2 separate regions of the Homo sapiens genome follow, and region 2 is linked to region 1. Evidence: chromatin loops called from intact Hi-C (ENCODE). Cell type or tissue: endothelial cell of umbilical vein. All regions are shown on one strand. Each heading gives the region's core, and the rest is flanking DNA. Links, peaks and the distances in the headings are about the cores only. Region 1 has its middle 420 kb from the start of MEAT6. Region 2 has its middle 500 kb from the start of MEAT6.

Region 1 (5,394 bases), core at 327-5,326:
TCAATGAGAGGCTTCTGGGGGGAAGTCTTTTGGGGGAGGGGGAAGGTGCCATTGTCCGGTCCATCCTTAGTCATCGTCAGGCCTTGTGCTTCTGAACTTCAGAGGTGGGGCTTTCTCGCCATCCTGCCTCCCCGACAAGGTGCCAGTCTCTGCGGCATGTCAGTGGGGGTGCTTGAGTACAAGTGTCTTTTTGTTCTTGTCTAGTGTCAGCTGAAGTCTCCTTTGTTTCAGAGCAGGGCTGTGTCCATGAGTGTGTTTTCCCCACACCTCTCCTATTAGCAGATCAACATTACATTGTGAATAACAGATGGAGACGTGCAGGTTTTCCACCCTCCCCTGAAGCTCCTGGCCTTGGCCTAAGACTAGATGGCAGCAGCATTTCCTGGCTGTCCCCAAGCAGCACATGGCATTTGCTTCCTATGAGAGAAGAGTCCACGGTGTTGACAGTTCGGTGTCTGTCTCCTGCAGTAGCTGCTCACCATCTGTGTGTCTGGGATGGCTCTGGGCTTCAGTCTTCCCCATAAGCATTCAGTGGTAGCTGCAGGCACAAAGGAGCCGGTGAATGGTTGCTGACTCCTTTAGGAGCACACTCTTCCTTTAACCATTTGCTGAAGACATTTTTCTTGCCTGGTATCATGCTTGCTGCTACCACTTCCTCTGCTGCTCCAAAAGAGGAAACAATTTATGTGCCCCTCTGCCCTCTGAGGGGCTTGTCACATATTGGAATCCAGTTCACTTGATTGCTTTGGCTCTCTGATGGGCTGAAATAGTTATAATTTTATAGTATTTCTGGCTGCTACTCATTGTTAGAGTGGGAGCAAAGTTCTACTGCAGTTTTCTACATCCAAAGTGAAACTGAAACCATGCAATCTCACTTTTAGAAGGTATAAGCACAAGAATGCCTAAATAGCACTATTCTAAGGAAACTGATTTACATTAAAAGTGATGGCTTTGACACAGTTCCACATTTTTTGTCTCTTCAGAATAAATCAGGCAAAAGAATTGTTCTCTGCGACGCACCTCAAGTTAAATTTCTTTTGAGTTGAATATGACCAACTTTTTAAAACTTCCTTTAGTTTGATTTATTACATACCTGGAATTTTTGATTTTTAAATCTGTTCTCTTAACTTCTCTACTGGTCTTCTTTCTTTTTGTCTAAATTTCAACTTTCAACCACCCATTCACATCAGTGTATTACCATATATCTTCTAATTGTGTTGAATCAAATCCTGTAGCATGTACAAATTACTGTAGATGAATGCCACAGCTTCTCATGGGAACAAACTCAAAGTAAATATAAAGAGACATAATGCATTATGTTCCCCTTAAAGCTCCTGATTGATTTTGAAAAGGTTGTGGGCATGAGATCCAATGACGATTTTCATTGTTAGTGCCATATGTTAAAAATGGTATAGAAATGTTCATTTTGGAAAGAGCACACAAAAACGAATTGGCTGGGCTCAGTGGTACACACATGTAGTCCCAGCTACTTAGGAGGCTGAGAAATTGGGAGGCTGAGATGGGAGGATTGCTTGAGCCCAGGAGTTTAAGGCCAGCCTGGGCAACACAGTGAGACCCTGTTTCTAAAAACAAAAGAAAACATTGATATTTCTATACTATAAATTAACATTTGGCAACTAAAACAAGATTAAAAAATAAAAGTTACTGCGTAACATCAAAGGGAGGAATGGAGTGAACCAATGTTGTTAGATTCAAAGGCAATATGTACATTCTGTCACATGCAATGCAAAAGATGCATGGAGTTTGTGAGGAAATGCATAATATAACAATGTATTTTCAAAATTTACTACGGGGTTTGCAATTTCTTGATAACAAGAAGCATTGGAATCTGCAACTTGCAGGGGCATTTTTTTGTGTTTTTCTTACTTTTGAAAAGGAGGTGAGAATTTTTAAAAATAAAGTGGCATCTTGTCATTATGACTCGAACTTTGTGTGTATTTAGTATTTAGTCACGCCTAAATTGATGTCAGCTAAAGGTTATTTGTAAAAACACAATTCTTGACTGTTTTTTTCATTTTGTTCCATTAGCCTACCATTAGAAACATAATTTATAAATGCATTCACTGGTACTTTTAAATAATACATGAAGATCCAACAACAGTACTTGAATTTTTAGGAGTTGAGCTATTTTTTAAGCTCTTTTTTTTCTTTTAAAAAAAAAACACTTCTGGTATAGTAAATTCTTTCTTGTTTCTTAGGTGTTTTATAAACTTGTTTACAAAAATATAGCACAGAATATTAGGAAATATCTTGGAAGTTTTATAAAAGCAATCATTTATTTTTTAAGTTTTTATTTACTTTCATTTTTTCAGGGTGTGTGGATGTGAAAACAATAAGGATATTTTTTATTAATACTATTTTTTAAAATAATGAGCACTCACATAGAAAATTATTGTGAATATTAATTTTCTTATATATTTGCATGGAAGCATTCTATTTCTGGAAATTTCCTTATTGTTTTAGATGACAAAGTACATTTTTGTGAGATACATGAATTAAAACAGTTTAGGCAATTCAACATTATGTGAGATTTCATTAAACATAAAGATCTCTGAATAATATCTCATTTGGGCCATGATGATTTATAAAAACTTAATACCATATTTGATAAATCATGTGAACTTGAATTATTAGTGACACAGCTCTTTGGATAAAGACTTGAATCATAAAGTTAACAAAAGCATGTAAACTGACACTATTGAAAAAGATATGCATTTTTTGGCTCATAATCTCAACTGTGTTTTACTTACATGTACATAAAGTGACTATCACTCTTTTCTCTACGATCAATGTATTCTCTACCCTGAGTGAGAGTTTGTATGCAAGCAAGAATGTACTAGAAAACATCCTGCTTTTGAGCACTAAGACATTTTTCTGACCTCTCTTCCTATGTTAAAGGGGATATCATTTTGAAGCAGTTTGGTTTCCTGTTTGGGTTTGTTTTATTATCATTAGCTTTGACATTACTCCTTAAAATTTATAATGTAGAAATCCTTTCCATATCAGCTATTAGTTAAGCAAATTTTCTTTCCTTGTTTTAAAAGTTTATATTGAAATGCATTTAAGTTAACAAAAATTTGCAAAAATAGTACAGTGACTTCTTATATACTATTAGCAATGTATTCCGTTTTCCGTTGCTTTGTATCCTCTCCAGTGAATTGGTTTGGCAGCTTCTTCTTTTGTAATTTGTTTTGCTTTTTGTTTTTAAATTAAACATTCTAATCAATGCTTAGTGATATTTTATTTTGATTTTGATTGCATATCCTTAGTGACTAATGATGTGAGACATCTTTTTATATTATTGCTTACAATTAATATACTTTATTTGGTTAAATATTTTTTAATTGGGTTGTTTGGCTTTCTGTTGTTGATTTTTGAGAGTTCTGTATAGATTTTAGATATGAATTCTAGATTAGAGATGTGATTTGCAAATGTTTTCTTAGTCTGTGGCTAGTTTACTCATGCTATTATGTCTCTTTTGCAAAACCAACACTTTAAATTTTGTTAAAAAACAGCTAATACGTTTTTTAAAAAGTTATGCTAAGCACTTATGCAGTCATATTTGAAACCCCTTTCCCTTGCCCAAGGTTATCTAATATTTCTCCTGTATTTTCTTCTAAAAGTTTTGTAGTTTTATGTTTTACATTTAGGCTTATAATTCATTTTAAAAATTGTATTAATATGAGGCAAAAATTAAGAGGCTTTGTTTGTTTGCTTGCTTTCTGTTTTTTGGGCTTCTGGACTTCTAACTTTCCAGCATTACTTTTTGAAAGAGTTATTACTTCTCCACAGAACTGTCTTTGGACATTTGTAAAAATCAATTGACTATTTCTGTATCTTTCTTTGTGGACTCCCCATTCTGTCTAAATGATCTAAAATCTATTCTTACCCCCAATATCATACTGTCTTGATTATTGTAACATTCAAATAGCTTTGAAATCTGATGATAGAAGTTCTCTAATTTTGTTTTCTCAAAATTTTTTGGGGTCCTCTTTATTTTTTATACCGAGATCTTAGCATTTGCTTGTTGATATGTTCAAGTCAGGCTGCTGAGGTTTTCCTGGTATTTCATTGAAGTTGATCAATCTATATCTCAATTAACATTGAAGAAAATTTAGTCTTTCAATACATGGACACTTAGTATCTAGCTCCATTTATTTAGTTAAAAAATTTTTTTTCTACAGTTTTATATTTTACAATATAAATACTCATATTTTTTACCTCAATTATTTATTTTATTTTTAAAGTTATTTTAAATGGTTGTTTTTGAATTCAAATTTCTATTATTCATTACTAGTCTCTAGCAATTTCTTTTTGTGTACTGACCATGCATCCTAAATCCTCGAAAAACTTTGGCTTCTTTTGTAGCTATTCCATTGAATTTGAAATAGGCAGTTATCATCTAGAAACAGAAACAGTTTTATTTTCCCCTTCCTAATTGATATGCCTTTTATTTTTTTATTTGTTTTACTTGCCTTAGGGCACTGGTTATGATTTGCAGTCTGTTGAATAGGAGTGGTGAGATTAGTAGCCTCGTGCTGTCTCAGGAAACAATCTTTCACCTGAGTGTGATGTTAACTATAGTTTTTGGAGATACCTGTCAGATTAAGGAAGTTTCCTTTTAATCTTTGTTTGCTGAGATTTTGTTTTTTAGTATTAAAGGAGAATAAATTTTGCCAAATGCTTTTCATATCTTAATTGAGATGATCATTTGTTTTCCCTTTATGCTGTATTCTCTTACCATGGTGAATTTCATTGATTGTTTTTTTAAAGTATGAATTAAGCCTTGCACACCTGGGATAAATGTAGTTGGTTAAGATTAATATTCTTATATATCACTGAATTCAATTTGCTAATATTTTGTTGAATTTTTGCATGTCTACATTTATGAGTGTCATTGGTTTGCAGTAACCTTTCCTTATAATGTCTTTGCTTTTAGTTTTGCTATGATCTAAAAAATGGCTTGGGAAGTATTCTCTCCCTTCTTACACACTGATAGAAATTGTGTAAATTTGGATTTAAATATTTGAGAGAATTAAACAGTGAAACAATCTGGGCTTAGGGCTTTCTTTATTGGAATGTTCTAAGGTATAATTTGTAATTCCTTAGAATATATAGGACTATTAATCTATTTCTTTTTGAGTGAGTTTTGGTCATTTGCCTTTGCCCTATTAAAATTCTTTTATCCTTCTTTTGATATCTATGGTGTCTGTAGTTTTGTTTCCACTTTTATTTTTGTTAATGGTAATTTGTATCTACCTTTATTTCATAGTCAATCTGTCTAGTTTTCCCAATTGGTACATAATTTCAGATTCAGCTTTTGCTTTCATTCTTTTTTATTGTGTTTCTGTTTTCCTTTTATTAATTTCCAGT
Region 2 (5,394 bases), core at 285-5,284, 76 kb before region 1:
GTTAAAGATAAAAGGTTAAATGTAAAATTTCTAGGAAGGCATAAAGTATTCAACATAACTAGCTATGAGCAAATAGCAACCAAATCTTCCTTAATCCAGAAAATTACTCCCTTCTTTGCCAACATAATTTGCTTTTTATTTACTCTGAATATTTACTCACCAGAGGGTTTATCCTCCTTCTATGGCACTTAAAAGGATAAAAAACAAAATTACTTCAATGGCTTTTCAAATCTTAATTCCATGATTACCCAAAGGGAATGGTATTAATTCTTCTGAGGACTCCGGCACCAGAGCTTTCCAGTTAGCAGTGGGTTGTGCAGAAGTGTGTTGAGTAACTACAACTGGGCTCCACATATCGATCACCTCAGCTTTGGGTGACCAGAAGCAGGGTGATTTGCTGGAACTCCCAGGCTGGTCACCTCTGGTCATGTGCAGTCTCTTCCATTGACACCAATATGTAATATTAAATAGAAATGATATGATTATTTTCTATGTGTACCATGATGTCTGAGGGTTAGGAAGGATTTCCCTGTGCCTGGTCTTCCTAGTAACACATGGTGTAGCTGGTAGTTATATTTTTTTCATAGCAACATTTATTAGCATCCAATTCTATCATATATAGTAATATTTTTGTCATTCGTATTTTTTGTGTCCCTGAAAACACAGTATCTTGTGCATGCAAATTCCCAACAATACCTTTAATAGAAATAAATTTTATTTATGGACAAATTAGTTTCCAAAAGGAGTTAAAGTTGTTAGATGGTAGAGGGTAAGACCAACTATTTTCCAGACCAGTATTTTTAAATTACACCCCTATTAGGAATGGGGATGGCGTAATTTAATATTGTTGTTCCATAAAGTGTCTTGGCTGAAGTACAGAGTATCTGCTGAAAAAAAAGATGGTACCAGAATTTGAAAGAGTTTGTTAAAAAATAATTGATACTAGAGGGTTTAATTTATTTTCAGTAAACTTCAACTATTGAGAGTTTTTCTTTCTCATATTCATAGAGCTTTCATAGCAGATGACTGTGAAGTGCCTCAGAAGAAGAGACGTAGCAATCTGGAGCTTTATGAAATGTATTGTTAGTATGATTAGAACTCTGTACAAGCCTATAAATGAACAAATGCTGTTAGTGGCTATAGAAATGGAAAATAAAATACATGAAAGATACAATGGAGAAATAGTTGGTAACAGTCCATGATGAAAAAATAAAACACGCAAGTCAGAGGAGTAGGTAATAGTTAATGTTTGAAAAACTGGGGAAAGGCTGATAACAACGGAATTGGAAAGCATGTTTCTGGGATTCAGTCTGGGGAGATCGATGCCTTTAGTGGGTGAGTAGGAAGAAGCAAAGGCAGAAAAAAAGAGCGAAAGAAGCTAAGTAAACAGAGAAAACTTAAGTAACCCAGGGGGTGTGTGTTAAAGAAACTAGAGTGGAAGAAAACTACAAGAGACTTGCTGCAGACTAACAGCCTTTTAAGAGAGAGCTCCAACAAAAAAGGTAAGACTATACCATGATACTTAATCTTTACGAGTGCATTAATCATCTGACAGAGAGGGGTGAGGAAACGGAAGCATTCATTATTTCTCTTTGGCATTTCCAGGAGATGAATGACATGAGATGGTACAGTTGAAGAAACACCAAGGCCAAGGAAAGGTTTTTCTCAAGAAATGTTACCTGGTTGGCAAAACGGCCAAAAGGAAATTGTGATCAATTGTAAAACCAGAAGAGAATGAATGAAAGAGACATCCGTGAACCTTCTGAATGGGAAGTTCATTGAAATTAATCCATTTGAATCAGTTGGATGAATGTGGAAGATAATTAATATTAATTTCTGATTGATTCTTACTTAGTGTTTAGCTTTTATGTCTTCTAAATTCAGATGGTGGATGAATGTAAGAACTACGTGATTTTTCATGAGTCTAAATTTTATCAAATAGTGTTAAAACACACTGATGAAATAATACACAGTAACTGACTCATTGGCACTAAAAAAAGGAAGCAAGGTTTTAGCAATATTGTTGAAGAGGATTTTATTAAAACTATACTTTTCATATGGCTAAACTATAATGGTATTTTGCAGTAAGACAAAATAGCTACATAGGATCTTTGAGAATTATCCAGAAAAGCTAACAAATTTCCCCAAGATGAGGAAACAAAAATAAACTTGCTCAATGATTTATATTGAATATACCTTATTTATAGTCTTTTTTTTTTTGTTGTTTTTTTGAGACAGAGTCTTGCTCTGTCGCCCAGGCTGGAGTGCAGTGGTGCAATCTTGGCTTACTGCAACCTCTGCCTCCCAAGTTCAAGTGATTCTTCTGCCTCAGGCTTCCGAGTAGCTGGAACTACAGGCGTGCGCCACCACGCCCGTCTAATTTTTGTATTTTTAGTAGAGATGGGATTTCAACATATTGGCCAGGCTGGTCTCAAACTCCTGACCTCGTGATACACCCGCCTCAGCCTCCCAAAGTGCTGGGATTACAGGCATGAGCCACTGTGCCCGGCCTTATTTACAGTCTTTAAAATTCGAAGACAAGCTGGTTATAAATCTACTGTTGAATGTGGATTTTTTGGTATCTCAGGGTCAACATTCACTATGTTGCTGTTCATTCAGCTCTGTCGAAACTCAAATCATTCACAAGAAAAAAGTTATGAACAAAACACCCTTAGCTTTTTGACACGAGTTAAACATTCTTGTTTTGAAACTGAGTATGAGTCTAGAGGCTAAGTAGCTATCCCCAGATCATAAGGCAATAGGGACTACTTGTTCCTGAAAAGATACAGCCTCATTTCTGCACTGTGTGTTATGCGATGACTCATTTGTTATTCCGGTTAATCATGTACAAAGCTATTCAAAAGAATTCCAGATCAACATGAATAGTATTATAAATCCAGGCAGGAGTTCAGAGGTTTTTATAAGAGATATCTATAATTATTGCTTAGACTGCCAAAAGCACAATAAAAGAAACTACAACTCTGAATAGCAGGCATAAAATTCATATTAGCCTTATGGAATACACACAGATTACATTCTAACATTCAATTAATTCAAGGTTAAGGCTACATCCACATTTGAAGAGCTAGCAAAGTGAGGATCTCCATTATTTTGTAAGTCATTGAGCAATATATTGGACTGTTGGCTGCTATATTTAGTATAATATGATATAGCCTTTGAATGGTTATTAAAAGTATGATTTTTGTAAAGCTTTTATTTTTTAGAATATAAATGTTAAGTATAAAAATTCAATCATCTCAGCATGTGTAAAGAAAGTTAAAAAAAAAGCTTGAAATTCCACCACCAGAAATAACCACTGTCAATTCGTCTGCATCAGCATTTCACTGACTGCATACTATTCCATTTTATATCTGTGCTGTGTTTCACATAAACCAATTTCACATTGATGAAATATGGTTTGCTGTACATTTTTCACAATTATGAAAACAATCATGGATATCTTTCTGTCTACAATGATTTCCATTTGTGATCTTTTTTTCCACAAGATGCCCCAGAAATGTGATTGCTGAACATTTTATATCTTAATACATTTTTTCAAATTTTCTCATCAGAAAGTTTATATCAATTTGCACTCCTTCACTATAAGATAAACGTACCCATTATTAATACTTGGCAACTCCAGTCTGTCAAATTTTTAATCTTTTCAAGACACTAGAGAAAAATATGTTATATTATTACTTTTAATTCTTTTTAGATTTTAGAGATAGGGTCTTGCTTTGCCATCCAGGCTGGAGTCCAGTGGCACAATCCCAGCTTGGTGCAACCTTGATCTCTCAGGCTCAAGCAAGCCTCTTGTCCCAGCCTCCCATGTAGCTGGGACTACAGGTGTGTGCCACCACACCTGGCTAATTTTCTCAATTTTTTGAAGAGACAGGGTCTTGTAATGTTGTCCAGACTAGTCTCGAATTCCTTGTCTCAAGCAATCTTCCTGCTTTGGCCTCCCAAAATGCTGGGATTATAGGTGTGAGCCACTGTACCTGGCTAAATATTTCACATTTTATTTTAAAATTTGGTCGTATTTTCAAATATTTGCTGTGAGTTGTGGGGTTTTTTATTGAGGATATTTTTCCAGTGTCTTCTTTTTAATTAGTTATTTTTATATACATTTAAGGTTTACATTATGATGTTTTGAAATACATATGCATATGTATGTGTGTATATATATATATATATATATATATATATATATATATACACACACCCACATAATTACTACAGTCAAGCAAAGTAACATATTCATCACTTCATGCAGTCATCTTTTTTGTGGTTAAGGGTACTTAAAATCTACTGTCCTTGCAAATGTTCAATATACAATACAATATTTAACTCTACAAATGTTCAGTGTACAATACAATATTTAACTCTAGTCCTCAATGCTGTGCATTAGCTCTCTAGACTTATTCATCCTATACAATGCAAGTTTGTAGCTTTTGACCTACATCTCCCCATTTCCTTCCACTCCCTGCCCCTGGTAACCACAATTCTACTCTCTATTTCTATCTATTTGACATTTTTTGGATTCCACATATAAGTGAGATCATAAACCAGACACAGAAATAACCTATGCCAATATATAGAAGAAACAATTTCCAAGATATGGAAACAACCAATTCATCAATGAATAAATGAATAAAACAATTTTGGTGTGTATATATAAACTGAAATTGTGCGTGTATTCATTATCTATCTATCTATCTATCTATCTATCTATCTATCTATCTATCATCTACACACACACAACATATTTATACATGTCTTCCAGATTCATTCATGTTGTCAGAAATGGCAGTGACTCCTTTTTTTTGTTTTGTTTTTTGAGATGGAGTTTCGCTCTTGTTGCCCAAGCTGGAGTGCAATGGCATGATCTCAGCTCACTGCAACCTCCATCTCCCGGGTTCATGCAATTCTCCCGCCTCAGCCTCCCGAGTAGTTGGGATTACAGGTATGCGCCACCATGCCCAGCTAATTTTGTATTTTTTTAGTGGAGATGGGATTTCTCCACGTTGGTCAGGCTGGTCTTGAACTCCTGGCCTCAGGTGATCCACTTGCCTCAGCCTCCCAAAGTGCTGGGATTACAGGCATGAGTCACTGGGCCCAGCCATCCTTTTCTAAGACTCAATAATATTTCATTGTATACACATATACAAATGTTCAGTGTACAATACAATATCTAACTCTACATTTCATTGTACTCTAATATTTCATTGTACTCTAATATTTCATTGTATATACATATACAATACAATGAAATATTGTGGTGTATATATATGTGCATACATACATTTACAATTTTGGCATATATATATTTGGTGCGTGTATATGTATTTCTATACTATTATATATAATGTTTGTATATATTGTTGTGTATATATT

Evidence for each region. Hi-C counts contacts between places; a loop is a spot of excess contacts. Peaks named below come from ENCODE experiments on the same cell type or tissue, not always from the same donor. Only the 100,000 strongest peaks of a DNase experiment are listed, where the experiment ranks them.
Region 2: it touches region 1 in a loop (3-fold over the local background); 2 of 110 quality-filtered maps call a loop at or near these places.

Annotation. Positions count from the first base shown.
Region 1 is chr6:164,395,990-164,401,383 of GRCh38, forward strand. No RefSeq gene overlaps it. Among named protein-coding and RNA genes, the nearest start is that of MEAT6, 420 kb to the right of the region's middle. In endothelial cell of umbilical vein, for the core only: no CTCF peak of the experiment used is centred there; DNase peaks (open chromatin) are centred at 662 and 2,842; H3K27ac peaks cover 432 bases.
Region 2 is chr6:164,319,951-164,325,344 of GRCh38, forward strand. No RefSeq gene overlaps it. Among named protein-coding and RNA genes, the nearest start is that of MEAT6, 500 kb to the right of the region's middle. In endothelial cell of umbilical vein, for the core only: no CTCF peak of the experiment used is centred there; a DNase peak (open chromatin) is centred at 2,811; H3K27ac peaks cover 1,813 bases.